4 separate regions of the Mus musculus genome follow, and all the other regions are linked to region 1. Evidence: chromatin loops called from intact Hi-C (ENCODE). Cell type or tissue: left cerebral cortex. All regions are shown on one strand. Each heading gives the region's core, and the rest is flanking DNA. Links, peaks and the distances in the headings are about the cores only.

The links. Peaks named below come from ENCODE experiments on the same cell type or tissue, not always from the same donor. Only the 100,000 strongest peaks of a DNase experiment are listed, where the experiment ranks them.
Region 2: it touches region 1 in a loop (2.5-fold over the local background); 5 of 42 quality-filtered maps call a loop at or near these places.
Region 3: a loop joins it to region 1, with 3 times the contacts of the local background. A loop is called at or near these places in 5 of 42 quality-filtered maps.
Region 4: a loop joins it to region 1, with 2.2 times the contacts of the local background. A loop is called at or near these places in 5 of 42 quality-filtered maps.

What each region holds. Positions count from the first base shown.
Region 1 is chr9:44,628,351-44,635,980 of GRCm38, reverse strand. It overlaps Ddx6 (DEAD (Asp-Glu-Ala-Asp) box polypeptide 6), which reads right to left. Exons shown (of 14, transcript NM_181324.3): 9 at 7,212-7,340; 10 at 5,841-5,957; 11 at 4,535-4,598; 12 at 1,787-1,888; 13 at 116-298. The coding sequence ends at 123. Among named protein-coding and RNA genes, the nearest start is that of Ddx6, 27 kb to the right of the region's middle. In left cerebral cortex, for the core only: CTCF peaks have their summits at 3,594 (motif pointing left) and 5,454 (motif pointing right); no DNase peak of the experiment used is centred there.
Region 2 is chr9:44,804,928-44,812,335 of GRCm38, reverse strand. It overlaps Kmt2a (lysine (K)-specific methyltransferase 2A), which reads left to right. Exons shown (of 36, transcript NM_001357549.2): 32 at 1,256-1,430; 33 at 1,593-1,700; 34 at 2,538-2,621; 35 at 3,143-3,272; 36 at 4,159-7,408. The coding sequence ends at 4,434. Among named protein-coding and RNA genes, the nearest start is that of Ttc36, 5.7 kb to the right of the region's middle. In left cerebral cortex, for the core only: no CTCF peak of the experiment used is centred there; a DNase peak (open chromatin) is centred at 2,025.
Region 3 is chr9:44,942,655-44,950,284 of GRCm38, reverse strand. Ube4a (ubiquitination factor E4A) reads left to right here. Exons shown (of 21, transcript NM_001346698.1): 7 at 393-552; 8 at 1,301-1,503; 9 at 2,068-2,259; 10 at 3,768-4,101; 11 at 5,360-5,480; 12 at 7,415-7,630. Among named protein-coding and RNA genes, the nearest start is that of Ube4a, 19 kb to the left of the region's middle. In left cerebral cortex, for the core only: no CTCF peak of the experiment used is centred there; a DNase peak (open chromatin) is centred at 3,871.
Region 4 is chr9:44,817,954-44,822,953 of GRCm38, reverse strand. It overlaps Kmt2a (lysine (K)-specific methyltransferase 2A), which reads left to right. Exons shown (of 36, transcript NM_001357549.2): 26 at 85-267; 27 at 435-4,671. Among named protein-coding and RNA genes, the nearest start is that of Ttc36, 18 kb to the right of the region's middle. In left cerebral cortex, for the core only: no CTCF peak of the experiment used is centred there; a DNase peak (open chromatin) is centred at 2,327.

The DNA.
Region 1 (7,630 bases), core at 1,515-6,514:
ACTGACGTTATTTCCCCAATTCAAAGTCTCCAGAGTGCTGCGACTGCAGGCGCTCGCTCACACTGGGCAGGGTTTGGAAATCCTTGAAGGTTCTGTCAGGTTACTAGGTACATACGTGCTTGTTACGGTTTCTCGTCTTCTGCAGGCTCACTGTGGTATTCTGCCACATACAGGCTCTTGTCGATGTTGCTTGGGATGGGTTTGATCTCTGTCCCCAGCTGCTCCTCAATACTCTTCAGGTTGAAGCGATCATCATAAGTGATCAAGTTGATGGCTAAGCCAAGATGACCAAAGCGACCTAAAGAAAAATGTGCTTAATGAGTTTAAAATTGGCAAAAAGTTTAAGTGGTAAATAAAGTGATTCAAATATAAAAGTATGTATCTATCTAACATGTTTTGAGAGCAACATGTATTAACAAGTCTGTAATATGCCAAAACACAGAGCAGCAATATATTCATTTGGTGGCATTCTGAATGGCACAAACAAGATTGAACAAATAAAAAACAAAACAACTTAGGTCTTTCTCTTGGCACATCAACTGTACTGAACAGGCAGCAGACTTCTGGACAACTACTCCCTAAACAATACAGTGTAACATAGACACCAGTTATATGCTAATACCACATGCTTTTAAGAGACTACCCAGACTTTGATGTTGGCAAGGGTCCTGGAACCCATTGCTCATGAACCCCGAGGGACAGCTATACCTAATTTTCTGGTTTTGAAATGACAAACTGGATACTCGTTTGTACGACTGTCAAAATACACACACTGAACAATACACTTGTACACTACACCATTCAATCAATCCAGTTTTCTTGTGTTTCACTTTAAGTATATAGTAATTACTTTAACCTCTTTCTTTCCTTCTTTCTTCTTGTGAGATACTATGTGACTTAACTTTTTGTTATTAACAAGGTGCAGTTACAAGTGCTTTTATGTTACCTGATGTGGGTACTGGAAATCAAACAGAGGGCTTTACAGGCTCTTTGAGAGCAAACCCATTTCTCCCAACCCCCCTACCAACTATAATCATGATCCTCCTGCCTCAATCTCTCAAACACAAGGATTACAGGGTATGTGCCACCATTTCCAGCTTACTTTAACTCCCCCAACCCCCGAAATTGGGTCTCAATCATGTTGTTTGAGGCTGGCCTCAAAATCAGTTTGTAACCCCAGCTGGCCTCTAACACACAGGTGTTCAGATGTCACCTGCCTCCTCTTCCCAAGTGTACACCACATACAGTCAGCTTACCTTTAAAGAACATTCTTTAAAAAGTTTTATAATTTAGCCGGGCGATGATGGGGCACGCCTTTAATCCCAGCACTTGGGAGGCAGAGGCAGGCGGATTTCTGAGTTTGAGGCCAGCCTGGTCTACAAAGTGAGTTCTAGGACAGCCAGAGCACAAAGAAACCCTGTCTCCAAAAAAAAAAAAAAAAAAGTGTGTGTGTGTTGACAGCTGTTTCTCTCTTGTTACGTAAGTATCAGGATTGGATTCAGGTGCTCTATCAGGCTTAACTCTAATAAATGACACAAGGTCTTGGGAGACTGAGGCAGGTACATTTTAAGTTCCAGTATAACCTGGGCTTTCTATGTATGTAGCCAGACCCCGTCTCCAAATATAAATGATTAATAAAAAAATTACTTAGTTTTAAATATCAAACAAGTCAATTGATGTGATTTCACTGCTCTCACAGCTATTATACTTTACTTCACAAAGGAAAAATGAAAGATTGTATTTCTCATCAAGCAATGTCTGCGAGGCTACCCCCATTCTTACTTACCTGATCTTCCAATACGATGAAGATAGGTCTCTGCCAGCTTTGGGAAGTCAAAGTTTATTACCACATTCACAGCTTGTATATCAATACCTCGGGTAAACAGATCTGAAAAAACAAACAAACAAACAAACAAACAAGTAATGATTTTCATTATTGAAAGGTAATTCACTAATTATGCTTTTAGAAGTCCTCCATCCACTTATGGTAAACAATTTACAACTCATCTAAGTAAACTAATAGGCAAAGTCCCTCACGCTCACAACAGGGTCATAATCAGGGTTCCTTCCTTTCTCACAACAACCTTCCAAAACCACTCACGACACTGAATTCTTTTTGAGGTGGGGATCACTGGTGGCCCAAGCTAGTCTTGAACTCGTGTTCCTCTGTCAAACCCCCAAACGTCAGGATTAGGAGCACACACTGCCGTTCTGTGTAGACCTTTATGCACTATTCTTAACCCAAGTCTTCAAACTTGAAATCTTTTTTTCTCCACATCAAATTTACCCAGTCCATAAAGCCAATTAAAACCCCGTCCCTTCTGAAACGACTTGACAGCTATTTCTTGTGTATTCCAATAACCACTAGGATAATAATTACATTACTCCCTTGTCAACCAAGCTCAACTATCTTCACTACAGGTCACTGTAGTTCTAGCTGGCCTCTGGCTAGCAGAGAGCAGGAAGGTCTTGAACCTGAAGTGACCTTCTTGCCCCTACCCCAAGTGCTTGCTGATTGCACAACACCTGGCACCAACTAGTTTTGTTATTGTTTTTTGTTTTTTACAATTTTATTTTTAATGCTCATTCATTTGTACTCCATCTTAAGGCTGATTCTGAGATGGCAAAATCAAGTACTTTTAATGAAGATTACATGGTACGCAAGTTTTAATACCAACTTTCTAATTAATTTAACATTCCTTGAAGGAGAAGTGGCATTTTCTCATTACTTTGCTTTTTTGAGACAAGGACTCAATCTGTAGCACAGGCTAGCCTCAAACTGTGTCAGCCACCCTAACAAGTAGGATTTTATATACCAAAGCATTCCACATATACATTAAGAATCTTGAATGAGTGCAGTGCATAAAACCCTAACCCTAGGCAATCCTAGGATTCCAAGATCAGGTAAAGCTTGGCATATCAGTACCCACAATCCTTTGTCTCAGAAGAGGAAGCAGGCCATCCCAAGCTGAACTTTAGGCTCTCCTGGCTTACATGAGACCCTGACTCAACAAACAAATAAACCAATTAACCAGTGTAGTAATACTATCAATGTCTGTCTTCTTTTAATGTTGGGATTGAATTTACAGCTCTTAAGCCAACTTTTTATTTAAAGTTGAAAAATGGAGTTGGAGGCAGGTGCCTGATAGCAAGAGTCTCAATTTTCTTATGAATATTCAATTTGACTAACAACTTTACTTTCACTAGTAAGCTATTTTATAGGTTTCCCAAATGTCCAAAAAAAAAATATCTATACACAGCTAAATATTTAAACACAACTTTAAAAAGCTAACCACTCAATAATATGACTGCCTCCATAAAGTTATTTTTACAGTTACTTCCTGATTACTAGGAATAACCAAATTTAATATCTGGTAGCAGTAACAAGTGTTTTGTTTATGTGCATTTTCCCAAAAATCCTGACTATATTTTAAAATAGGTGGCTAAAGAGATGGCTCCTTGGACATGAGCACTTGCTGCTCTTTCCAGAAGATGTGCGTTCATCTCCAGCACCCATATCAACAGGCTCACAACTGCCTGAGAACTCCAGTTCCAGGGGATACAATGCCCTCTTCTGGCCTCCGCAGGCACCTGTTGTGCAAGCGTGGTAGACACAGAATAGACACAGACACAAATTAAAATAAATCTTTTAATGTATATATATATTATGTATATAATTGTGTCAGGTGTGGTGCTGCACACCTCTAATCTCAGCACTTAAGCGGCCAAGGCCAGCTAACAAAAGAAGTGAGCTTAAGACCAGTCTGCTCTACATATCCAATTTCCAGGCCAGTAAGAGCTATATAGTAGTATCCTGTCTCAAAAACAAACAAAACCAACCAGCCAACCAAAACTTCTTAAATACAATTTTATCTGAATGTATAGGTACATGCGTATGTGAAAATTCACATGAAAAATAAAGATGAGCAATTTACCAATATATACATTATAGTTCAAACTCCAAGTCCTTCTACTTCCTCAAATGATTCTTCTTCTCACACTAATAGTAAGATTAAATTCTAAGTACATAGGTGCGAAGGCACCATTCTATTAGTTTCTGAGCTAAATTTGTGTCTCCCCCTCCCTACCCAGGCTTATTTTTCTGTAGTAATAGAACAACCAAAAATTAGAAAATCTTGGCTTACGGTATAGAATAATGTGATTCTGGGAAAAAAAAAAATCAAATAGACACAACTTCTAAAATGTAATTTCGAGTAAAGTTTATTTTGTGTTTGCTCACCTTGTATGTTAGAACTGTTCAGAAAGCACATAAATGCAAAACCTAATTTAGAGCCACGTGTGCAGCATGAGCACTAGGAGGAACCCAAGGTCAGGCACTGAATAGCACCTGCTCTCAACCTAGGAACTAAACAGCAGGCACCCCTGTCTTCAGAAGCTGTCAAAGTGGCAGCAGGGTGTAAGGAGCTGTCACATAGGTTTCACTATGTGACAAAAAAACCAACAACAACAACAACAAAAAAACCAACCAGCCAATTAAGAAAACAGTAGGTCCAAGAAATACAAAAACACTTACCAGTGCAAACAAGATTGCGGCATAAGCCATTTCGGAAATCATGAAAGACACGATTTCGATGTTCCTGGAGGGTAGGGGGATATATAAAAACTGAGTAAAATTTATAGACAACTCAAAATTTTCATCATGGTTTCTCTTACCCAATCAGTTCTTCAACCCCAAATTTGTTTACACAACTACCTATGCTTCTGTAGCAGTCTAGAGCTGTATCACTCAATGTCTGTATGATACACTTCATTCCATCATACAAGCATTCTATCAAAAAGGACAGGCATAATAAGCCATGCTGCGATCATAGTCACGTAACATTTATGACAAATATAGTGTCATATTTATTCTATTTTATTATCCTAGTGAACGTTTTACCATATCCAATGTATAAACTGCATCATAGCAAGCATGCACATACAATCTGGTACTGTCTATGATTTTAGGTATCCGATATGGGATCTCAGAACTCTCCTTTGTAAGGAGGAGTTACTGTATATTAAAATCTAGAGCAGTGCATTCTGTAAAAAAAAAAAAAAAAAAAAAAAAAAAAAAAAATTGCACTGGTATTCTCCAATAATGGAGTCACCAGCCTCAGGGATTTGACTAAGTAACAAACCTTTCAATTGTATTTGCTTTTACCTAGTCTAATGGGTACATGGAGCTATGTAATAAAGTTATTGCACTAAACAGAACAAATTTAGAAATTCCCCCCAAAAGAATGTCTCCTGTGCCCTTCCCTCCCCACAGGATTTCATGTCACTCAGGCTGATTTCAAACTTAGTATGGAACAGATAATGACTCTGAGCTTTTCACTTACTTTAAATGCTAGGACTTCATGGACAATCTGACATTTCTTTTTTTTAAAGATTTATTATTATTATTACTATTATTATTAATAATAATGTCTAAGTACACCGTAGCTGTCTTTAGACACACCAGAAGAGGGCGTCAGATCTCACTACAGATGGTTGTGAGCCACCATGTGGTTGCTGGGATTTGAACTCAGGACCTTCTGAAGAACAGTCAGTGCTCTTAACCACTGAGCCATCTCTCCAGCCCCAAGATCTGACATTTCTGGACTGCTTTTTAAACCTATTGGTTTAAGTGAAGGTCTCTTTGTCTACTAAATAGTCCGTTCATTTGTTCTTTTTCTGGAACACTGCTCTACCACTAATACAGCAGTACCTACCTTAAGACAACAGTTTACTCTCACACACAAGGCATTTATACAACATTATAACAAAAGAAAATATAAGAAATACTTAGGAAAATATTTCTTTATTAAATCTATGCAAGTTCTCGAAATTATCCTTACCTGCCTCATTTTAGCATGGATATAAAAGCAAGAGTAGCCCAGCTGAGAAATCTTCTTGGCGAGTAGCTCGACTCTCTGGGAGGAGTTGCAGAAAATGATGGACTGGTTTATCTGAAGCTAAGCACAGAAGATGAGAAAGATGAGAAAGACAGAAGCATCTGTTTATCCAATCATGAAAATATCTAGCCAAGCTTTCAGATGAAAATTTGTCGACCTAGAGAAGATTATCTCATAAGGGCCACCTAACTTGCAGAGACAACACAGTAATGTCCTACAATACACCGCTGCTAACACTGACTCAGCAAATAAGAACCACTGCTTTGAGGCTACAGAGATGGCTCTGCAGTGAATAGCACACACTGTTATTCAACAAGACCCAAGTTCAGTTCAGTTCACACAGTGTGGGCCCCAACTACCTGTAACTCTCCTTCGGGCGCTCTAACACCCTTTTCTGGATGCTTCCAGAAACTGCACTCATATGCGTACAACCCCACACAGACACAGACTCATTAAAATAAAGAAAACAAACAAGTTAAAACAACACTGTTTCTAGAGAAAATGACAAGTACTTGTGAGCCTCTGGTGACATTTTATAAATTGGTAAACATGCCAATTTATGTGTTTTCTTTGAGCATGTCTTATTTAGTATGTCTATAGTCCTAACCAATATAACCCGTGCCTGCAGGAGGTTTACCCAGTACATGTTTTCCCTGTGTAGTACACATCAGTCCCCCTGTGCTTCAGAACACAGGTAAGCACGTCGGCAGCAGCGAGGCCGTCATTTTGGAATGAATGATGAACAGCACCAAAATTTGAAAAACAATTGTAGCATTTATAAGTAAAACAAGAAGACAGAATGTCTGTCCTCTTCTTGGACCTTAGCTGGGATCATTTTTTTTTTTAAGTCCACAATGTATATGTCTAAGAATAACCAAAACCTTCAGTACTAATTTGGGGGTCACAAATAAATTTTAGCAATTAGTATTCACAAAGGATGAACTGTAATTACAGTAAATTATTTAACAATATAAAGCACCTGTGTCAATCAGTTTCAACTGTAAGCCAATTAAAGCTACTTTTTACAAAACAGTAAGATTTTTTACAGTGAAAATAAAGTCAAAAATAAAATTAAAAAGAGAGAAAGAGAGAGAGAGAGAGAAAGAGAAAGAAAGAAAGAAAGAAAGAAAGAGAAAGAAAGAAAGAAAAAAAGAGAAGAGGAATGGAAAGGAAAGGAAAGGAAAGGAAAGGAAAGGAAAGGAAAGGAAAGGAAAGGAAAGGAAAGGAAAGGAAAGGAAAGGGAAAATGATCTAATTGTCCAACTTGCTAGGAATTAGTGAAGGACAGGACTCAGCACAAAAGCCCACTACTTACCCTGGAGAAAAGTGTATTGAGGCAGTGCACTTTTTGGCGCTCCGTTACATATGCGTAGTACTGAGTTACTCCTTTCAGAGTTAGTTCCTCCATCAGGTTTATCTCGTAGGGTTTTTGCAGATGGGAATTCTGGAGTGGGAGGGAACACAGTCATTAAGTAAAGACTTTCAGGCATGCTAAGGCAAGAGCTCCCATTTCTTGCCCCAAGTTTATACCTTTTTTTTTTGGTTTTTTATTTTGTCTCTTGCTCTAAAGGATGAATCTCTTTTCAAAACCAAGTATTCATAAAATAAGTTATACTAAAATGGTAGACCTCAGATTCAAATGCACCTCACAGAGATGAGCTATAACCAACTTACGATGGGATATGTCACCTTGGCACAGAGTTAAAAAAAAAAAATCACAACTCCTCTCATTTT
Region 2 (7,408 bases), core at 1-5,000, 180 kb before region 1:
TAGTTGAAATATCATATACTTAATAACGATGTGTAGAACATGAGTGTTTGCAACTGCAGGAAGTATCCTGACAGTGCTTACAGAACCTCAACTACAGTGTCTTGTTTCTTTAAAATGCCTTTGCCGGGCGTGGTGCCGGGCGCACGCCTTTAATCCCAGCACTTGGGAGGCAGAGGCAGGCAGATTTCTGAGTTCGAGGCCAGCCTGATCTACAAAGTGAGTTCCAGGACAGCCAGGGCTACACAGAGAAACCCTATCTCGAAAAACCAAAAAAAAAAAAAAAAAAAAGAAAAGAAAAATGCCTTTTAAATATCCATCCCCAAACATTTATACAAATGTGCATGTCTGCCTTCCTTCTAACCCTATTCCACCCTAATCTCCTTCTGATCCTCGGACACCAGCTAGAAGAGAAAGAAGGTTAGAGGGGAAGGGGGAGCAGACCTGTTCAAGCTTCTTCCTGCTGATTAGGGACAATGAGTTTCTTGGGGCAAGTCCAGTCTACACTGTCCAGATATCTCCAGTGTCTTCTCTCTTTGCTCATGAACACTTGACAGTCTACAACATCAGCAACCAGAAGCATCAGGGAAGCAGCATTTGCCCGCCTCTTCTGAGCACCTCGCACCCTTCTAGGGGCTCTAGGATTTATCTCCTCTCCAGAGTCCCCAGAATTCCATACGTAAACTATCCGCAGCTGGCAAAGATCATGCCCCTCGTAGAGCTATGAACACACTGAAGCAGCCCCATATCTCACACCTGGGGTTAAAACAAAAACATTCACATAACTTTTTGTTTTTTAAAGAACCAAAATTCTCACGATAGAAATGTTCTCATAAAGAGAAAATTTGAATGCTTATACCATTGTGAAGGTGAGGCGTATTGAGTTCTCAGAGCGCTTACCTAGTATATACAAGGCTCTTGTTCAATCTTACAAAAAAAAAAAAAAAAAAAGAACCTTGTGATTCTTACATTGGGTGGCCATTATGAACATAAAATGAAGTGGCACATGGTACTTCTATACACTCAGCACACAGGGGACAGGCCAGAGCTTGGCAAGAGCAGTTTATGGTAACCATTCATCCGTACTGACAGATGGGTCCGCCATTATTTCACTAGCATTCTAAGGCTAACTTCTCAATGTCTGTTGTCCCTGAGCCCGGGTAGCCTCTGGCTGCTACCCTCTAACAACCATTTGTTGATGCTGTGCAGCTTCCTGTCGGCTACACCGCTTACTGCCCTGGTGCCTCTCCTTCTGTAGGTGTGAACGGTTTGCGGATGCTGGGGATTCTCCATGATGCCGTTGTGTTTCTGATTGAGCAGCTGGCTGGGGCCAAGCACTGTCGGAATTACAAATTCCGTTTCCACAAACCAGAAGAGGCCAACGAACCCCCCTTGAACCCTCACGGCTCAGCCAGGGCTGAGGTCCACCTAAGGCAAGTTCCATTTTGTCTGACGAGCATTTGAGGTCCTGGCTTTAGTATCTAATGACAGCTCTTGTCCTGCTTGCCCTCTGAGATCTTCAGTAGTAATGGCACCATCTTTACTCCTTTATTAGAACGTTGCTCTAAAAACAAACCTTAATCTTTTGGCTCCAGGAAGTCAGCATTTGACATGTTTAACTTCCTGGCTTCTAAACATCGACAGCCCCCTGAGTACAACCCTAACGATGAGGAAGAGGAAGAGGTCCAGCTGAAATCCGCACGGTAAGGAATCCTACCCAGTCACCTGACACCTCACGCTCCGGCAGCTCTGCACTGAACAAGGGTTTAGTGTGATATACAGCAGACTGCTGCTGTTTCTGGTAGGCTGTGATGTGGAACAGTCATTAATATGTGTAAATTTGTTACTAGTCATCAGAGCTCCACTCTTCAGCTGGGCATGGTGCCACACACTTGTAATCCCAGCACTCAGGACTTAGAAGCAAGGGGATCTCAGGGTTAAGATCAGCCCCAGCGACGTTCTGAGCGTAAGTTAAAAGCCAGCCCGAGTTACATAAGACCCTGTCTCAAAGGAAACAAACAAAAAACCAAAAGAGTGTGGGGGCATCGGTGGGATGGCAGTTTCCTGGGTGATATTTGGAAGACCGAGTCACAGTTTACACTGAGGCAGTAGTAGCTGGCTAGTAACAAAAAAATAAGAGATAGAAGAAATGTGAGTAATTGTAGGATGCATGTACTCTTTAACAGTAATCTATCCTAGCAGCTGTTTATGTGACACCAGTCACCATTGTCCTAAAAAGCCCTGTATTAATAGGGAGCTAGTCAGCATGGGCACATGCCTGTAGTCCCAGCACTCAGGAGGCTGAGGCAGGAGTGTGTTGCCTCAAGTTTGAGGTTAGCCTGGGTCACAAAAACCTCAGCCTGGGTCACAAAAACCTCGTCTGGAGAAAACTCACAGTGATTTAGGTGTAGTGAGGGTTCAGGAGGCAGAGACAGAGGGTCCGAGGCACTCTTAGCTGAAAGTGAACAGTGTGCTCACTTTGCAGCACCCTCAACCCACTCCTCAGAACACTGAGTTCATAACATCATCCTCTCTCTTAGGAGGGCAACAAGCATGGATCTCCCAATGCCCATGAGATTCCGGCACTTGAAGAAGACTTCTAAGGAGGCGGTTGGTGTCTACAGGTAGGGCTGTGGTTGTAGAATTTGAGAACACTAACATTTTTCCAAATAAAGTGGACCAGATACTAGAGTGGCATGTCTCCTTAGGTTGTTGAGATTTCTATAGATTTTTTGCAGGGCATGTCCCACTCCTGCAGTACTTGGCGGGGTAGTCACTAGTGTTTAGTACTTTGTCAGTACAGTTCATAGTAATTTGAAAAATTTGTGTTTTGGAATCTGGAGAGATGGCTCGGCCATCAAAAACACTCCCATCAAAAACACTCCCTGCCCTTGCAGAGGACCCAAGCCTGGTTTCCAGCAGTTGTTGACTGCTGTCTGTAACTACAGTTCCTTCTGACCGCCACAGGCAGCAAGCATGTACATGGTACACATACATACATATATGCAGGCAAAACACTCATACACATAAAAAGTAAATCGAAACATTTTTTTAAAGGAAATTTGTGCTTTTGTTTTTGTTTTGTTTGTTTGTTTTGTTTGTTTGTTTTTTGTTTGTTTGTTTGTTTTTTGTCTCCATGGCCTAGGTCTCCCATCCATGGTCGGGGTCTTTTCTGTAAGAGAAACATCGATGCAGGAGAGATGGTGATTGAATACGCCGGCAACGTCATCCGCTCCATCCAGACAGACAAGCGTGAGAAGTACTATGACAGCAAGGTGTGTGCCACAGCTCACTCCCTGGGTGCCTCTCTTTGCTGTAGGTAGGGGCCATCAAAGCTTAGCATGATCCTTGGACCTCAAGAGTAACAGGCTTTCACTTCAGAGGTGGGGAGCTGCTTCTGCTTCTGCTGGTGCTGGTGCTGGTGCTGGTGCTGGTGCTGGGCTGCTGGTGCTGTTGTTTGAAGGCGGACTTGAGTCCACAAAACCTTTTTAAAACATTGTACATATTTTGTGATGAGCCCATAACTGTTCTGGCCTCCTCTAAAGATTAGTAATTAGTAATTAGTTCCTTGATGATTGGCTGTGGATCCAGGATCAAAACTACATGGCTACAGTTTTCCTCCAGTCTGGGGCCTGGAATCTAGAAACCCCTTCTCAGCATGTTAAAAACAGGTATTCTGAGAAGTGTGTAAATTGTAGGAGAAACTTGGCTCCTCTGTGGCTATAGTAACATCGGGGCAGCAAAGCAAATTGTTTTTAAACCTGAGTGATGACAAGTTCAGCCAGGTATGATAATACCGTACGTGTCATCCATCATCTAAGCTAGCACAGGTATCCTCAGGTTCAAGGCCAGTCTAGGCTACATAGGGAAATCCTATGACAAACCCTAAGATGGCTCAGTGGGTTAAAGTGCCTGCTATCAAGCCTGGTTACCTGAATTATGTCCCCAGAACCCATGTGGTAGAAAGGGAGATCTGACTCCTAAACGTTATCCTCTGACCCTCACCCACGTCCCATAGCACTTGAAAGAAAGCATAATAAGTTCAGGGCTGGGAATGTGGCTCGGTGGTAGGCTGCCTGCCTGCTTAGCATTTGTAAGACTTTAGCTTTGTTTCAATAAAATCATAAGTAAATAAAATGGTTCCTTTTCCTTCGTGTGTAGGGCATTGGTTGCTACATGTTCCGAATTGATGACTCGGAGGTAGTGGATGCCACCATGCATGGAAATGCTGCACGCTTCATCAATCACTCTTGTGAGCCTAACTGCTACTCCCGGGTCATCAATATTGATGGGCAGAAGCACATTGTCATCTTCGCCATGCGTAAGATCTACCGGGGGGAGGAGCTCACCTATGACTATAAGTTCCCCATTGAGGACGCCAGCAACAAGCTACCCTGCAACTGTGGCGCCAAAAAATGCCGCAAGTTCCTGAACTAAAGCTGTTCATCTTCCTGTGATGGAGAACCAGGACCCAGGGCCACCCAAAGCCATGCTGAAGGACTTCCCAGCACCCAAGAGCTCCAAGGATTGAGCAGGCAGTTGAGGGTCCTCTGGCTGGTCCCTAGTGTCCTACATATACATCATGTGATCATAGTCTTGGAGAGAGAAGGGTCTCAAAGAAAAGATCCCCAGATGGCTTTCCCCTGGGCCCTCTTTGATTGTTGAAAAACCTGAGAAACTGGTTCCTGGGAGAATTTGCCTGCAAGGAGCATGTAGAGGGTTCCTTACAGTGGGTCTGAGCATGTCCTCAGAGAGCAGTTTGTCATCCTCATCTTAGCCCTCTCCCTAAAAACGATGGGTCAGACAAGACCCCAGATACAGGGTTGGTGAGATACCTGGTAGTTTGCCAGTTAGGCCAGTCCTGTGGCCATCTGTTGAACAAACAAATGACCTAGTGGTTTTCCCTACTATCTGCCCACTTAAGAGTTCACTTTGGTTGGGAGACAGGTTTCCTAGCACCTCCGGTGTCAAAAGGCTGTCTTGGGGTTGTGCCAATTAATTACCAAACATTGAGCCTGTGGCTGTAAGTGGGAGTGTTACCCTGTGAGCCTTACCGTAGCCAGTGACCTTTCTTGACGATAGGAGCGGCTCCCTCTCCATCCCTTCTCTTTACTCCCTCCTCCCCTCCTCCATCCTTCATCTGCTGCTTTCCCATTCTTTCTGGGTAGCGGGAGCTTGCCTCCCTGCTCAAGGGCACTCCCTACTTGGTATAGGAAGTGCCTACAGAAAGTCCCCCAAGCCAGTAAGCACTCCAGGTGGGGAATTGGACAGAAGCCGTTGGCCGTAACCAGACGGAATTTGGAGATCTCATAAAGCTCCATTGAGAGTTTTAAAGAGATGTATGTAGCGAGGTTTTTTTAAACAAGAGACTAAAGATTATTTAAATAGGATTTGAGTCATGCAGCAGCCTGAGTCCATAGCCAGGATATGCCCATCCCCTTCCCAGGACGTGCTTACTCTCTTTCCCCTTTCTGAAGACATAGGAAGATGAGTTTCTAAAAGGTCAGGGTCCAGCTGAAAGAACACTAATCAGATTTCAAGGCCCCAAACTTGGGGGACTAGACCACATGTGCTAAGGGACCTCTGCCACCCGTGTGCAGCCTGTGGCTGAGCAAGTTCAATGACACTACTGCCCTGGTTACTCCTTAGGGTGTGGACAGCCAGCAGCAAATGTTTCTTTCTTCCCCCAAGACAGAGTCTTGAACCTGTTAGATTAAGTCATTGGATTTTCCTCTGTTCTGTTTACAGTTTACTATTTAAGGTTTTATAATGTAAATATATTTTGTATATTTTTCTATTTGAAGCACTTCATAGGGAGAAGCACTTATGACGAGGCTATTTTTAAACCGCGGTATTATCCTAATTTAAAAGAAGATCGGTTTTTAATGATTTTTTATTTTCATAGGATGAAGTGAGAGAAAATATTCAGCTGTCCACACAAAGTCTGGTTTCCCTGCCCAGCTTCCCCCTGGAAAGTGTACTTTTTGTTGTTCCATGTGTAGCTCGTTTGTGCCCATTGACATAAATGTTCCTTGGGTCTGCTCTTTATAGTAACTGAAAAAGAAGGTCACCCACTCCATTAGGCCACTGCCCTCCAGGGCCAAGGACTGAGGGTACAGAACCTTAGCACACCAGTGTCTCCTCCTCTTTGCTGTATTGCCCCCTCCCTCTGGATCAGCCCCAGAGTGGGAAGCAGCAGGCTCCGTTTCGCTCCCCTTTCTCTTTCTGAGTTAGCAACCAAGAAGCTGCAACTTGACATTCGCCATCACATCTGCCTCATCCATCACCTCCTTTCCTTCTCTGCCCACCAAGTCCTTGTACCCGCAGAGAACCCACTGACCGCCTCCTGCCCTCTCGGGGCAGATTGTTGAACCTGAAGCACAGTATGACCACTCACGATCAAGCAGATCTCTGCGCCTGCCACAAGGTTTCAGGGTAGCGTAGTCCGAGTGGAGGGCAGGGCACCCTTTCTCTTATGGAAGTCAGCAAAGCAATATGATGCAGCCCAGAACTCTCTGCCAGGACTCGTGGCTCTGCTGTGCCTTCCATCCTGGGCTCCTTTCCTTCTGTGACCTTAAGAACTTTGTCTGGTGGCTTTGCTGGAACATTGTCACTGTTTCCACTGTGGGAAGCCCAGCACTGTGGCCAGGATGGCAGAGATTTCCTTGTCATCATGGAGAAGTGCCAGCAGGGGACTGGGGAAAAGCACTCTACCCAGACCTCACCTCCTACCCTCCTTTGCCCATGAACAAGACGCAGTGGCCCAAGGGGTTTCACTAGTGTCTGGTTTCCTTCTTATTGCACTGTGTGAGGTTTTTTTGTAAATCCTTGTATTCCTAATTTTTTTTTATGAAAAAATGTAAGCTGCATTTGTTACTGAAAGATTAAATGCACTGATGGGTCATGCGTTCATCCTGAGAGACCCAAAGGCCAGTCAGAGGGTGGGGGGAACTCAGCTAACAGACCTAGTCACTGCCCTGCTAGGCCATGCTGTACTGTGAGCCCCCTCCTCATCCTCTTCCTACAACCCCAATCCCTGAGGACGGGGGGAACCCACCTTTCCTCCTCCTCCAGCTGGTTTGCCTTGCCCTCCCACTCACTGTCAACCACAGAAACGAGAAATTCCTCTTTCAGCTCAGCCTTGAGTCCATTGCCAAAATTCAGCATACCTGCCAGCAACTTGGGGGATAAGCCAGAGTATCCCCACAAGCGGGAGAGAAGGCAACAAAACAGAAGGCACAGCTGTCTCCAAAACACATCTGCTTTGTTTTGAAAGTGACCAAGAGAACCTCCGCACAAAAGTGCAGGTTGAGGACTTTGCGCTGGGTCATTCCCAAGAATCCCCCAAGGGGCAACCCACCGCCTCAGGAGTGACAGCTGCGGACCTCGAGGGTTCCGGCTTTGCTGCTAG
Region 3 (7,630 bases), core at 1,278-6,277, 310 kb before region 1:
AACAAATTCCAAATCTTCTAACATTTCCCATGAGGTGGAGATACTTAATTGGGCTTCAGGATTAGAAGTTTAGCATGTGAGCCTGAAAGCCAAACTACAAATCTGTCAGGAATTTTCAGTCCCCAAGAAATCAATACTGCCAAGTGGTGGCGGCACACACATTTTATCCCAGCACTCAGGAGGCAGAGGCAGGCAGATCTCTGAGTTTGAGGCCAGCCTGGTCTATAGAATGAGTTCCAGGACAGCCAGGACTATACAGACAGACCCTGTCTGGAAAAAACAAAAGAAAAGAAACCAATACGGTTTGGGATATGTTGTTTTTCTATCCTGTGTACTGTACCTACCCTTGCTCCATGTTATAAAAGCTATATGCTTTTCTCTCTTCGTTGCAGATTACCAAAGTTCCAGAAAACCTACTCCCCTTTGCAGTGCAGTGCAGAAACCTCACTGTGTCCAACACTCGAACAGTTCTCCTCACCCCAGAGATCTATGTTGACCAAAACATCCATGAGCAACTGGTAGATTTGATGTTGGAAGCTATTCAGGGAGCCCGTGAGTATAGAAGCAAGGTCTTTGACTATCTGAATTTAGAATACCAATTTAAAACTCCTCTAATGGCGGGCGTTAGAGGGTCTCAGAGTCACTATGATTCTGACAGAAGTTAAGGAGGGAAGCTTACACCTTGATCTTTAAGCCTCAATACTAGCAGAATTCTCAAAGATACCATAGAGGGCTGGAGAGACGACCCAGCAGTTAAGAGCACTTTTAGCTGCCCTTCCAGAGGACCCTAGTTCAGTTCTCATCACCTACATGAAGGCTCACAGCTGCATGTAACTTCAGTTCCAGGGGATCCACTGCACTCTTCTGGCCCCAAAGGCACTGCCTGCACTTGGTACATGCATGCAGGCAAAGCACCCATCCACATAAAATAAAAGTAAATAAATCTTGGGAGGCAGAGGCAGGCAGATTTCTGAGTTCGAGGCCAGCCTGGTCTACAGAGTGAGTTCCAGGACAGCCAGGGCTACACAGAGAAACCCTGTCTCGAAAAACAAAAACAAAACAACACAAAAAAGTAAATAAATCTCAAAGAACCATTGTTGGGAAGTGGGTATCTAGTTCGCTGGTCAGCAGTAGTGGAACATTGCCTAGCATTGAGCTGAGCAAGTCTTCAGTTCAGTCGCTGCATCACAGCAGAGACAGACAGACAGACAGACAGACAGACAGACAGACAGATAGCATGAAAGTGTAAATGCATAAAATCTGTCACAGCCTCCTTCTTTTCTCGTCTGTCTACTATTAGATTTTGAAGATGTAACTGAATTTTTAGAAGAGGTCATTGAAGCCTTGCTGTTGGATGAGGAGGTTCGAACATTTCCTGAAGTCATGATTCCAGTGTTTGATATTTTACTCAGCCGAATAAAAGATCTGGAACTCTGCCAGATCCTCCTGTATGCATATCTGGACATTCTTCTCTATTTCACTAGGCAGAAGGATATGGCCAAGGTAGGTCTCAAAGCATTGTATTCTCTTGGTGCTGGCATTTTAATAAGTTGATGCTTCCTGTCCTGAGGGCACTAGAACATTGCCTATAGAAAGCCAAGTGTGGTATTACACGCCTAGAATCCTAGCATTTGGGAAGTGGCAGATCAGTGTTATCCTCAGCTACACAGGGAAGTTGATGCCATTAGGCCAGGGCTGGTGAGCTGGTCCAGTGGGTAAAGGCCATAAAGTCTGAAGAGCTAAATTTGATCCCCAGAACCCATGTGGTGGAAGGAGAGGACCAACCCCTACATACAAGTTGTCTTCTGACCTCCACACTACACTCATGGTGTACGTATACACATACACACACACACACACACACACACACACACACACACACACTAAAGGAGTAGATAAATAAATAAATGTTTAAAAGTTTTCTGTAGTTTGAGGCCAGCCTGGATTCTACAAAACCTGGCCTTTAAAGGGGGTGGGGATTGTATAAGACTAAATTCTTTGAGACCCCTGCATCTTATCGCCTTTCTGTCATCATACAGTTGAGTAAATAGGATTTTCCTCCTGCAGGTGTTTTTAGAATACATTCAGCCCAAGGATCCCAGCAATGGGCAGATGTATCAGAAGACCTTGCTGGGAGTCATCCTGAATATCTCGTGCTTGTTAAAGACTCCGGGTGTGGTAGAGAACCATGGCTTCTTCCTGAATCCATCCCGTTCCAGTCCTCAGGAGATCAAAGTACAGGAGGCCAACATCCATCAGGTGGAACCGCCTCCCAGGGTGTCTGCCACAGCCCCTGCTTTGAGATGACCAAGGAGCCATGTAGGGATAAGGCTGCTTCATCCTGCCTAGGAAAGCTAATTAGTCTGGCTGGCGTTTGTCATAAGAACATAACAAAATTGCCCCCTGATTGAGGGTGTGGGGTGGCACATGCTTGTCATCCTAGCACTTAAGAAGTAAGAGTCAGGGGGTCATCCTGAGCTACATAGCCAGTACTAGGCAAACCTACACTATAGGAGAGAGGGTCTCAAAAATAATGGAAGGGGCGGGGGTGGGGGAGTGCACTTCTTTAATCCCAGCACTTGGGGGCAGAGGCAGGCGGATCTTTGAGTTCCAGGACAGCCAGGGCTACACAGAGAAACTCTGTCTCAAAAAAAAAAGGGGGGGGGGGCTTGCAGGGGGAGGCAGCAAAGAAATCAGCCTTGACACACACCTATTATAATCTCAGCAGACAGAGACAAAGGCAGGCTTAGTCTACATGGTGAGTTCCATGACATGTGGAAAAATCCTGTCTCAAAAAAAGAAAAGAACAGTGTCACTGTCTTCAGTCCTTCACTAAAAAGGGGATGATGGTTGGCGTGGGTGAGATCTGCCCAGTGTGACAGTGCTGCACACCCCTCAGTTCTTGCCCTTCTCGCCAAGACACTGTCGTCACTCAGCTCATAATCCTTATGACGAGAGCCATCTATCTTATAAATCTTCCCCTTCCTCCTCTTCATGCATAGGCCTCTTAACAGAATTTAGCAGTAGTCTGATGAAGAGGCATAGATGGCCAAACAGGGCACAGTTAAGTGTCCCGTTACTGTTAAGTCATCACGGTGCTGTCAAGCAGGTGTTTAGCAGACTACAACAGTGGCCAAACTAACTGCCCTTGGTGTGTGTTTGTTTCTTATAAAGAAGGATTTACTGGGCCCATGGAGCTGGCTCAGTGAGTAAAGATCTTATCATCCAGTCTGCTGCCTCGAGGCTGTTCCCCAGGGCCACACAGCAGAGAATCTGCTCCCATACGTGCTCATACATGCTTCCTAGTGTGTTACTCCCACATACAACTACACTGACACTGAATAAATGTAATATAAAAACTAAAAACACTTATTGACTATAGCCATGTCTATCTGTTCCATTTATGGCTCAGTATCATACTACAGTGGTAGAGGTGAGTAATGCTGTGACAACCATTTGAAAAATTGAGCCGAAGGATTTATCACCTAACACTGTACCAAAAATCCCTACTGTGAAACCTATTAAATCTGTGCAATATGGCAGCTGACCAGAAAAGGTCTCCTAAGTATCCAGTAATACATATAATATCTATGACGTGTAAATAAACATATATCAGAATCAGAAAATCAGGTACAAAAGGGGAAAAGGGAAAGGTTAAGATTAGCATTTATTTAAAAACCTGTATTTGCTGGGGCTTAGGAGTAAAAAAGAAAATACCAGGATTGTGAAATTGGAATGTTCTGTGGTTGTGTTTTCTGGCTAAACAGTTCATGGCTCAGTTCCATGAAAAGATCTACCAGATGCTGAAGAACTTGCTCCAGCTCTCTCCAGAAACCAAGCACTGTATCTTGTTCTGGCTTGGAAACTGTTTGCATGCAAATGCAGGCCGCACCAAGATCTGGGCCAATCAGATGCCCGAAATCTTCTTCCAAATGTATGCCTCGGATGCCTTCTTTCTGAATCTGGGTGCTGCCCTCCTGAAGCTGTGCCAGCCATTCTGCAAGCCCAGATCCTCCCGGCTCCTCACCTTTAACCCCACGTACTGTGTCCTCAAGGACTTGAATGATGAAGAACGAAAAATTAAAAGTGTGCATATGAGAGGTAGGTGGGGAACTGGGCTCTTCAAAACAGTGAGTGTGTCTCACCTCTGAAGCATTTGCTCCCTTGGCCTTTGAGAAAGTGCCCCTTGTTCAAAACAGATGAGAACAAGTTAAATAACATGGAATTTTGAAAAACAGCACCTGTTAGCTTTTAAATGTTAGGCCTTGTTGAGACCTTCCGTCTGATTCTGGCAACCTTGGATATTCATTTCCTCATCTTTTATAAAGTGCAGTCAGATACAGCTGCTATCCTTCTTGAACTCAGAGGTTCCAGAAGAGGGCAGACAGGTAGGTTATCAACATTTTCTGGACAACAGCAGTATGGTTGAACAACCAGTTCTGCAGAGCTGTCGTCTTCATGTCTCAACAGACAAGTCAGAGTTTACCAGGCAAAGGAGCAGGAGTGTAGAGACTAGCTGATGTAGAGGTGGCAGCCTGTGGAAGCAGCAGCACGCACTGACTTGACAGGCAGAGGCAGGTAGTCTTGGAGTTGGAGGCTATCTAGAAAAAAAAATCTATGGAAAGAATTGATTGAGGAATAGTGAGAAGTTCCTTGTAGTTAGAGCAAGGGACAGGATTGGGCTCTGAAGAGTGTGGGGTGGGAGGAAGAAAGCTGGCACCGGACTGGAGAAAACGTGAATATGGAGAAGTGAAAAGGAGTGGGCCCTGATCTGTCACTCAGAACAAATCTCTTGTTGGTTTTGACTGATTTCCTTCTAGGTTTGGGGGCATTTTTTTTAGCCTCTTATAAATTAACAAAACCAATATCTGCACAAAAATAATTTATCTTAAAACACTGAAAAGCAAAGAATAAGTTGAAATAGCCAAGTAATAGTAGCCCATGCCTTTAATCTCAGCCACCAAGACACAGAGACAGGTGAATCTTTGTGAGTTTGAGGCCTGGCTGGTTGACAGAGCAAGTTCCTTGAAAACCGGAGCTACACAGAGACTCTGTCTCGAAGGAAGGAAGGACGGACGGACGGACAGACAGAAAGAGGAAAATGTCCCATTGCCTATCACTTGGAAAGTATACAGTATTATCACTCAGTTTAGGTTTTTTGCTGATTTCATTGGTCCAGCAAAAGAGATTTAGCTGTTTCTGTAGATATCAGGAAGCCAGAAAGTGTTTTTAGACAAGGAAGTCATTGGAGATATGTTACAAGGAAGATATTGTAGAAATATGGAGGCTGAGGGAGAGTGGAGCCCAAGACCGATGTCTGTGGAGAGCAGTCCATCACCATTCCTTTTGCTTCTTCGAGGTTTGGACAAGGAGACCTGTCTGATCCCAGCTGTGCAGGAGCCAACGTTCCCCCAGAGCTACAACCTTGTGACGGAGAACCTGGCCCTGACAGAGTATACCTTGTACTTGGGATTTCACAGGTAACTCCTTTGATGTCTTGGAAAAGAATGGTCCCGTTAGTTGTGTTGACAGCTTGAAGGTGGGCAGTGAGTCTGAAGAGCCCTGTTAGGATGGCACAGGGAAGTCACATGCACTGGTTTAAATTTACCTGAGTCCACTTTGTACGGATTACTTACAGGGTTTTTTTTTTTTAAATCTCTCTTTAAAATTAACATTGTACTAATATTTTCTCCACATTTTGCCAACTTTTCAATCCCTGCCTTTTTGTTATTATCTAGGAAAATCTAATTACTGTCATTTTACATTTCACTCTTTACCATTGAGTTATTACTTCTGATGTCCAAAGAAAGACAAGAGACAAACTTTCATAAGTTGAGAGACTGGTGTAAGGGACTCCAGATAGACAATCCGAGCACATAAGAGCTGCGGACCTGAGAGGACTGCTTCTAAAGACAGGAAGGCTGAGAGCTTGTGTAGACGTTCCGGAAGCATCCATTTCTAGCAAACCAGCCATATGCCACTCCACAGTTTTTCCCTTTGTTGAGCAGAGAATGGTTTCCAGGATAAGGAGGAGAAATAACAACTCCTACATCTCATCTGTAGAAAGAGTATTATGAATACTGGGGTTTTTTTTTAATTGGTGGGAACAGGGCACCCATGCTCAGGTGTGATTTAGAAGCCAGAGATTGGGGTCAGGTGGCTTTCTCAGATGCTCCCCCACCGTATCTTTTGAGAGAGGATCTTTCACTGAACCTTGAGCTCACTGATTGAGCAAGACTCCAGGATCCTCCTGTTTCTGTGTCCCGGCATTAGGACCGCAGGGCACACCAGCACACTCGTGTTTACATGGGTGCTGGGGATCTAAACACAGGTCCCCTTGCTCGCATATGCAAGCAGTTTATCAGTTGAGCCATCGCCCCAGACCCAGGAATACTGATAGTTTTTTGTTTATTTGTTTGTTTGTTCTTTCGTTCAAGACAGGGTTTCTCTGTGTAGCTTTGGCTATCCTGGAACGCACTCTGTAGACCAGACTGCCTCTACCTCTTGAGTGCTGAGATTAACAGTGTAACAGTGTGTATCACATGCCTGGCCTGGAATACTGATTTTTTTAATGCATTCTCAGGATACTTAAATTAATGTAAGGTTTTGGGGTTTTTTGTTTTGTTTTTTCAACTCCTCCAGCAGAAAATTCATGGGGGAGGGGGATGAAAATGTCTTTATTAGACAGTGTTTCTGCCCTGTTGTTGACATTTTAAATGTCACAGAAGTTCAACATGTGCTTGATCTGCTCAACAATCTAAATTCAGATCTAGAAATGCCTGGCATCTAGTTTCCTACTGTCACCCTAGTAGCTGTCTGCAAGATCCAAGGAAGTGATTTAGGATTGTACATGTAGAACCAGTTGTCAGTAGCTTTTAGTTCTAGGTCTTCTTTTCAATATTAGAGTGAAATTTTGTGAAGAATAATTATCTTATTCTTCAGAAGGCTGGGCGATGCTCTTAGGTTGTGTGCCTGAATATGGCTGCTCTAGGTGTGGTTGTTAGAATCAAGTCTTTTTCACCTACATAGTTTTCTCACTGTGCAAAGATTATCCTCTGACCTCACCAATGTACTCTAAAGCTTGTACTGGGCTGCTCATACTCTGCATCATTAAAATGTCTGTTTTCCATAATAACCACACACTCTGCACCCTGCTCCTGTGAGAGGCCACTCACTCTGCATAATTAGCTTCAGATTTGTTGTGCATATGGTAACATTTTCTGAGAACAGTGCACCTTGCGTCTGACCAGCTGGTAACTTTTGTGAGTACCTTCTGTGTCATTGACCCTGCAACTTTCTACAAGTATAGAACACTATAAAAAACAAACAAGGATTTGCTTTTCAGTGTGGTCTATACTACACTGCCCCCACATGGGCCTCCCTGACCTAGTCTCTTCTGCTTTCTTGGGGGCAGGTTGCATGATCAGATGGTAAAAATCAACCAAAATCTGCATCGGCTGCAGGTTGCCTGGCGGGATGCTCAGCAGAGTTCTAGCCCTGCTGCTGACAATCTCCGTGAGCAGTTCGAACGCCTGATGACCATCTATCTCTCTACCAAGACTGCTATGACTGAACCCCAGATGCTGCAAAACTGTCTGAATTTGCAGGTGTCCATGGCTGTTCTGCTGGT
Region 4 (5,000 bases), core at 1-5,000, 190 kb before region 1:
CCTGATAGCTAGTGGGCTTTATATTGGTTCATTTGTGGGTATTTAAACTGAGCTCTTCCAGTTACACATTTTTATTTATCATAGATGCATCGTGTAAGGACAGTCAAAGCACAGCTGCAATTCTCAGTCCTCCGTCGCCAGATCGGCCTCATTCACAGACCTCAGGCTCCTGTTATTATCATGTCATCTCGAAGGTCCCTAGGATTCGAACACCCAGCTACTCGCCTACACAGAGGTCCCCTGGCTGCCGCCCATTGCCTTCTGCAGGTAAAGGACTTGTTGACTCACTGACCATTCTCTTGGGCAACCTTAACTCTGTGACTTTTACTAACCAAAAAGTTGCCTATAAGCAGGTATATCCACGTGGTTGAACCTAGTGACTTGGCACACTTTTTCTGTCCTTGATCGACTTTCTTTTTTTCTCCCTTGTTCAGGAAGTCCTACCCCAACCACTCACGAAATCGTCACAGTCGGTGACCCGTTACTGTCTTCTGGTCTTCGGAGCATTGGCTCTAGGCGTCACAGTACTTCTTCCTTGTCACCCCTGCGGTCCAAGCTCCGCATAATGTCTCCAGTGAGAACGGGGAGCGCTTACTCCAGGAGTAGTGTTTCCTCAGTCCCCAGCCTTGGGACTGCCACAGATCCTGAGGCCAGTGCCAAAGCATCGGATCGAGGAGGGCTGTTGAGTTCAAGTGCTAATCTCGGGCACAGCGCTCCCCCCTCTTCAAGCTCACAGAGGACAGTTGGAGGCTCCAAAACCAGTCATCTGGATGGGTCGTCACCCTCGGAAGTGAAGCGGTGTAGTGCTTCAGACTTGGTACCCAAAGGCTCCTTAGTAAAGGGAGAGAAAAACAGAACTTCAAGTTCCAAGAGCACAGATGGATCTGCACATAGCACAGCTTACCCTGGAATCCCTAAACTGACACCACAGGTTCATAACGCAACTCCTGGAGAACTAAACATTAGCAAAATTGGCAGTTTTGCTGAACCCTCTACAGTGCCCTTTTCTTCTAAGGATACAGTGTCCTACCCACAGCTCCACTTGAGGGGCCAAAGAAGTGACAGAGACCAGCACATGGATCCTTCCCAGTCAGTAAAGCCCTCTCCAAATGAAGATGGTGAAATCAAAACCTTGAAGCTCCCTGGTATGGGCCACAGGCCATCCATTCTACATGAACACATAGGGTCTAGTTCTAGAGACAGGAGACAGAAAGGGAAAAAGTCTTCTAAAGAGACTTGCAAAGAAAAGCATTCCAGTAAATCCTACTTGGAACCTGGCCAGGTGACAACCGGTGAGGAAGGAAACCTAAAGCCAGAGTTTGCTGATGAGGTGTTGACTCCTGGGTTTCTTGGGCAACGACCATGTAATAATGTTTCATCTGAGAAGATTGGAGATAAAGTCCTTCCTCTTTCAGGAGTCCCTAAAGGTCAATCCACACAAGTGGAAGGATCTTCCAAGGAGTTACAGGCACCCCGGAAGTGCTCGGTCAAAGTGACACCTCTGAAGATGGAAGGTGAGAATCAATCCAAAAACACCCAGAAAGAGAGTGGCCCTGGCTCCCCCGCACACATAGAGTCAGTGTGCCCAGCAGAGCCAGTCTCAGCCTCCAGAAGCCCAGGAGCTGGCCCAGGAGTTCAGCCGAGCCCCAACAATACCTTATCCCAAGATCCTCAAAGTAACAACTACCAGAATCTTCCAGAACAGGACAGAAACCTGATGATTCCAGATGGCCCCAAGCCTCAGGAGGATGGCTCTTTTAAAAGGCGGTACCCCCGGCGCAGTGCCCGCGCACGGTCTAACATGTTCTTTGGGCTCACCCCACTGTATGGAGTCAGGTCTTACGGTGAAGAAGACATTCCGTTCTACAGCAATTCCACTGGGAAAAAGCGAGGAAAGAGATCAGCAGAAGGCCAGGTAGATGGGGCCGACGACCTGAGCACTTCCGACGAAGATGACTTATACTATTACAACTTCACGCGGACTGTGATTTCCTCGGGTGGAGAGGAGCGGCTGGCCTCCCATAATTTATTTCGGGAGGAAGAACAATGTGATCTTCCAAAAATTTCACAGCTGGATGGTGTGGATGATGGGACAGAGAGTGACACCAGTGTCACTGCCACAAGCAGGAAAAGCAGCCAGATTCCAAAGAGAAATGGCAAAGAAAATGGAACAGAAAACTTAAAGATTGATCGACCTGAAGATGCTGGCGAGAAAGAGCATGTCATTAAGAGTGCTGTTGGCCACAAAAACGAGCCAAAGCTGGATAACTGCCACTCTGTAAGCAGAGTGAAAGCACAGGGCCAGGATTCCTTGGAAGCTCAGCTCAGCTCCCTGGAATCGAGCCGCAGAGTCCACACAAGCACCCCCTCAGACAAAAACTTACTGGATACTTACAACGCTGAGCTGCTGAAGTCAGACTCTGACAATAACAACAGTGATGACTGTGGGAACATCCTGCCTTCAGATATCATGGACTTTGTACTAAAGAATACTCCATCTATGCAGGCCCTGGGTGAGAGCCCGGAGTCGTCCTCCTCTGAGCTCTTGACTCTTGGTGAAGGACTGGGTCTTGACAGTAATAGGGAAAAGGATATAGGTCTTTTTGAAGTGTTTTCTCAGCAACTGCCAGCGACAGAGCCTGTGGACAGTAGTGTCTCCTCTTCCATCTCAGCAGAGGAGCAGTTTGAGCTGCCTCTTGAGCTGCCATCTGACCTCTCTGTCCTGACCACCCGCAGCCCCACTGTCCCCAGCCAGAATCCCAGCAGACTGGCCGTAATCTCAGATTCAGGGGAGAAGCGAGTGACCATCACAGAAAAATCAGTAGCCTCTTCCGAGGGTGACCCAGCCCTGCTGAGTCCAGGAGTAGACCCTGCTCCTGAAGGCCACATGACACCCGATCATTTCATCCAAGGACACATGGATGCAGACCATATCTCCAGCCCTCCCTGTGGCTCCGTGGAACAAGGCCATGGCAACAGTCAGGATTTAACTAGAAACAGTGGCACTCCTGGCCTTCAGGTACCTGTTTCCCCCACTGTTCCCGTCCAGAACCAGAAGTATGTGCCCAGTTCCACTGACAGCCCTGGCCCATCTCAGATCTCTAACGCAGCTGTCCAGACCACTCCACCCCACCTGAAACCAGCCACTGAGAAACTCATTGTTGTTAATCAGAACATGCAGCCACTTTATGTTCTCCAGACTCTTCCAAATGGAGTGACCCAAAAAATCCAGTTGACCTCTCCTGTTAGTTCTACACCCAGTGTGATGGAGACAAATACCTCGGTATTGGGGCCCATGGGAAGTGGGCTCACCCTGACCACAGGACTAAACCCAAGCTTGCCACCCTCTCCGTCTCTGTTCCCTCCTGCTAGCAAAGGATTGCTCTCTGTGCCTCACCACCAGCACCTACATTCCTTCCCCGCAGCTGCTCAAAGTAGTTTCCCTCCCAACATCAGCAGTCCTCCTTCAGGCCTGCTCATTGGGGTCCAGCCTCCTCCCGATCCCCAACTTCTGGGTTCAGAAGCCAACCAGAGGACAGACCTCACTACTACAGTGGCCACTCCATCCTCTGGACTCAAGAAAAGACCCATATCTCGTCTGCACACTCGAAAGAATAAAAAACTTGCTCCCTCTAGTGCCCCTTCAAATATTGCCCCTTCTGATGTGGTTTCTAACATGACGCTGATTAACTTCACACCCTCCCAGCTTTCAAACCACCCCAGTCTGTTAGACTTGGGGTCACTTAACCCTTCATCTCACCGAACTGTCCCCAACATCATAAAAAGATCTAAATCTGGCATCATGTATTTTGAACAGGCACCCCTGTTACCACCACAGAGTGTGGGCGGAACCGCTGCCACAGCAGCGGGCTCATCAACGATAAGCCAGGATACTAGCCACCTGACATCTGGGCCTGTGTCTGCCTTGGCATCCGGTTCGTCCGTCCTGAATGTGGTATCCATGCAAACTACAGCAGCCCCTACAAGTAGCACATCAGTTCCAGGTCATGTCACCTTAGCCAACCAGAGGTTGCTTGGGACCCCAGATATTGGCTCAATAAGCCATCTTCTAATCAAAGCCAGCCACCAGAGCCTGGGCATTCAGGACCAGCCTGTGGCTTTACCACCAAGTTCAGGAATGTTCCCCCAGCTGGGGACATCACAGACTCCCTCTGCTGCTGCAATGACAGCAGCATCTAGTATCTGTGTGCTCCCCTCTTCTCAGACTGCAGGCATGACAGCTGCATCCCCTCCTGGGGAGGCCGAAGAACACTATAAGCTACAGCGAGGAAACCAGCTCCTAGCTGGCAAAACCGGTACCCTGACTTCACAGCGGGACCGGGATCCCGATTCTGCTCCGGGGACCCAGCCGTCCAACTTCACCCAGACAGCAGAAGCTCCTAACGGTGTGAGGCTGGAGCAAAACAAGACTTTACCCTCAGCTAAGCCAGCCAGCTCCGCCTCTCCAGGGAGCTCCCCATCCTCTGGACAGCAGTCAGGAAGTTCCTCAGTGCCAGGTCCCACTAAACCAAAACCAAAAGCCAAACGGATTCAGCTGCCCCTAGACAAGGGGAGCGGCAAGAAGCACAAAGTTTCCCATTTGCGGACCAGTTCTGAAGCACACATTCCACACCGAGACACCGACCCCGCACCCCAGCCCTCAGTGACACGGTAAGTGATGTGCAGCTTAATTCTGCAGCTGTGGGCTTGTGTGCTCTGGGTGTCACGCAGTGGCTCGCAAGGTGCTCTCGTGGTGCTCGAGAATTCTTGTCACTTAGGCTTTCGGTCGTGATCGGCGGTGCTAAGACTAGCTTAGTGCACAGTTTGACGGGAACTGCAGCACTGATTGCCCTTCGCTTTGATGTCAGACACAGTGCTCATCCTTGGACCTGCTTCTGCTCTGCTGTGGTTCAGGGGGTAGAAGTGGGTGAGGGGATGATAGTCCTGTCAGAGGGACGAGGGCTCCTACTGTGGAGTGTCATGGAGCCCTCTCTGTTTTA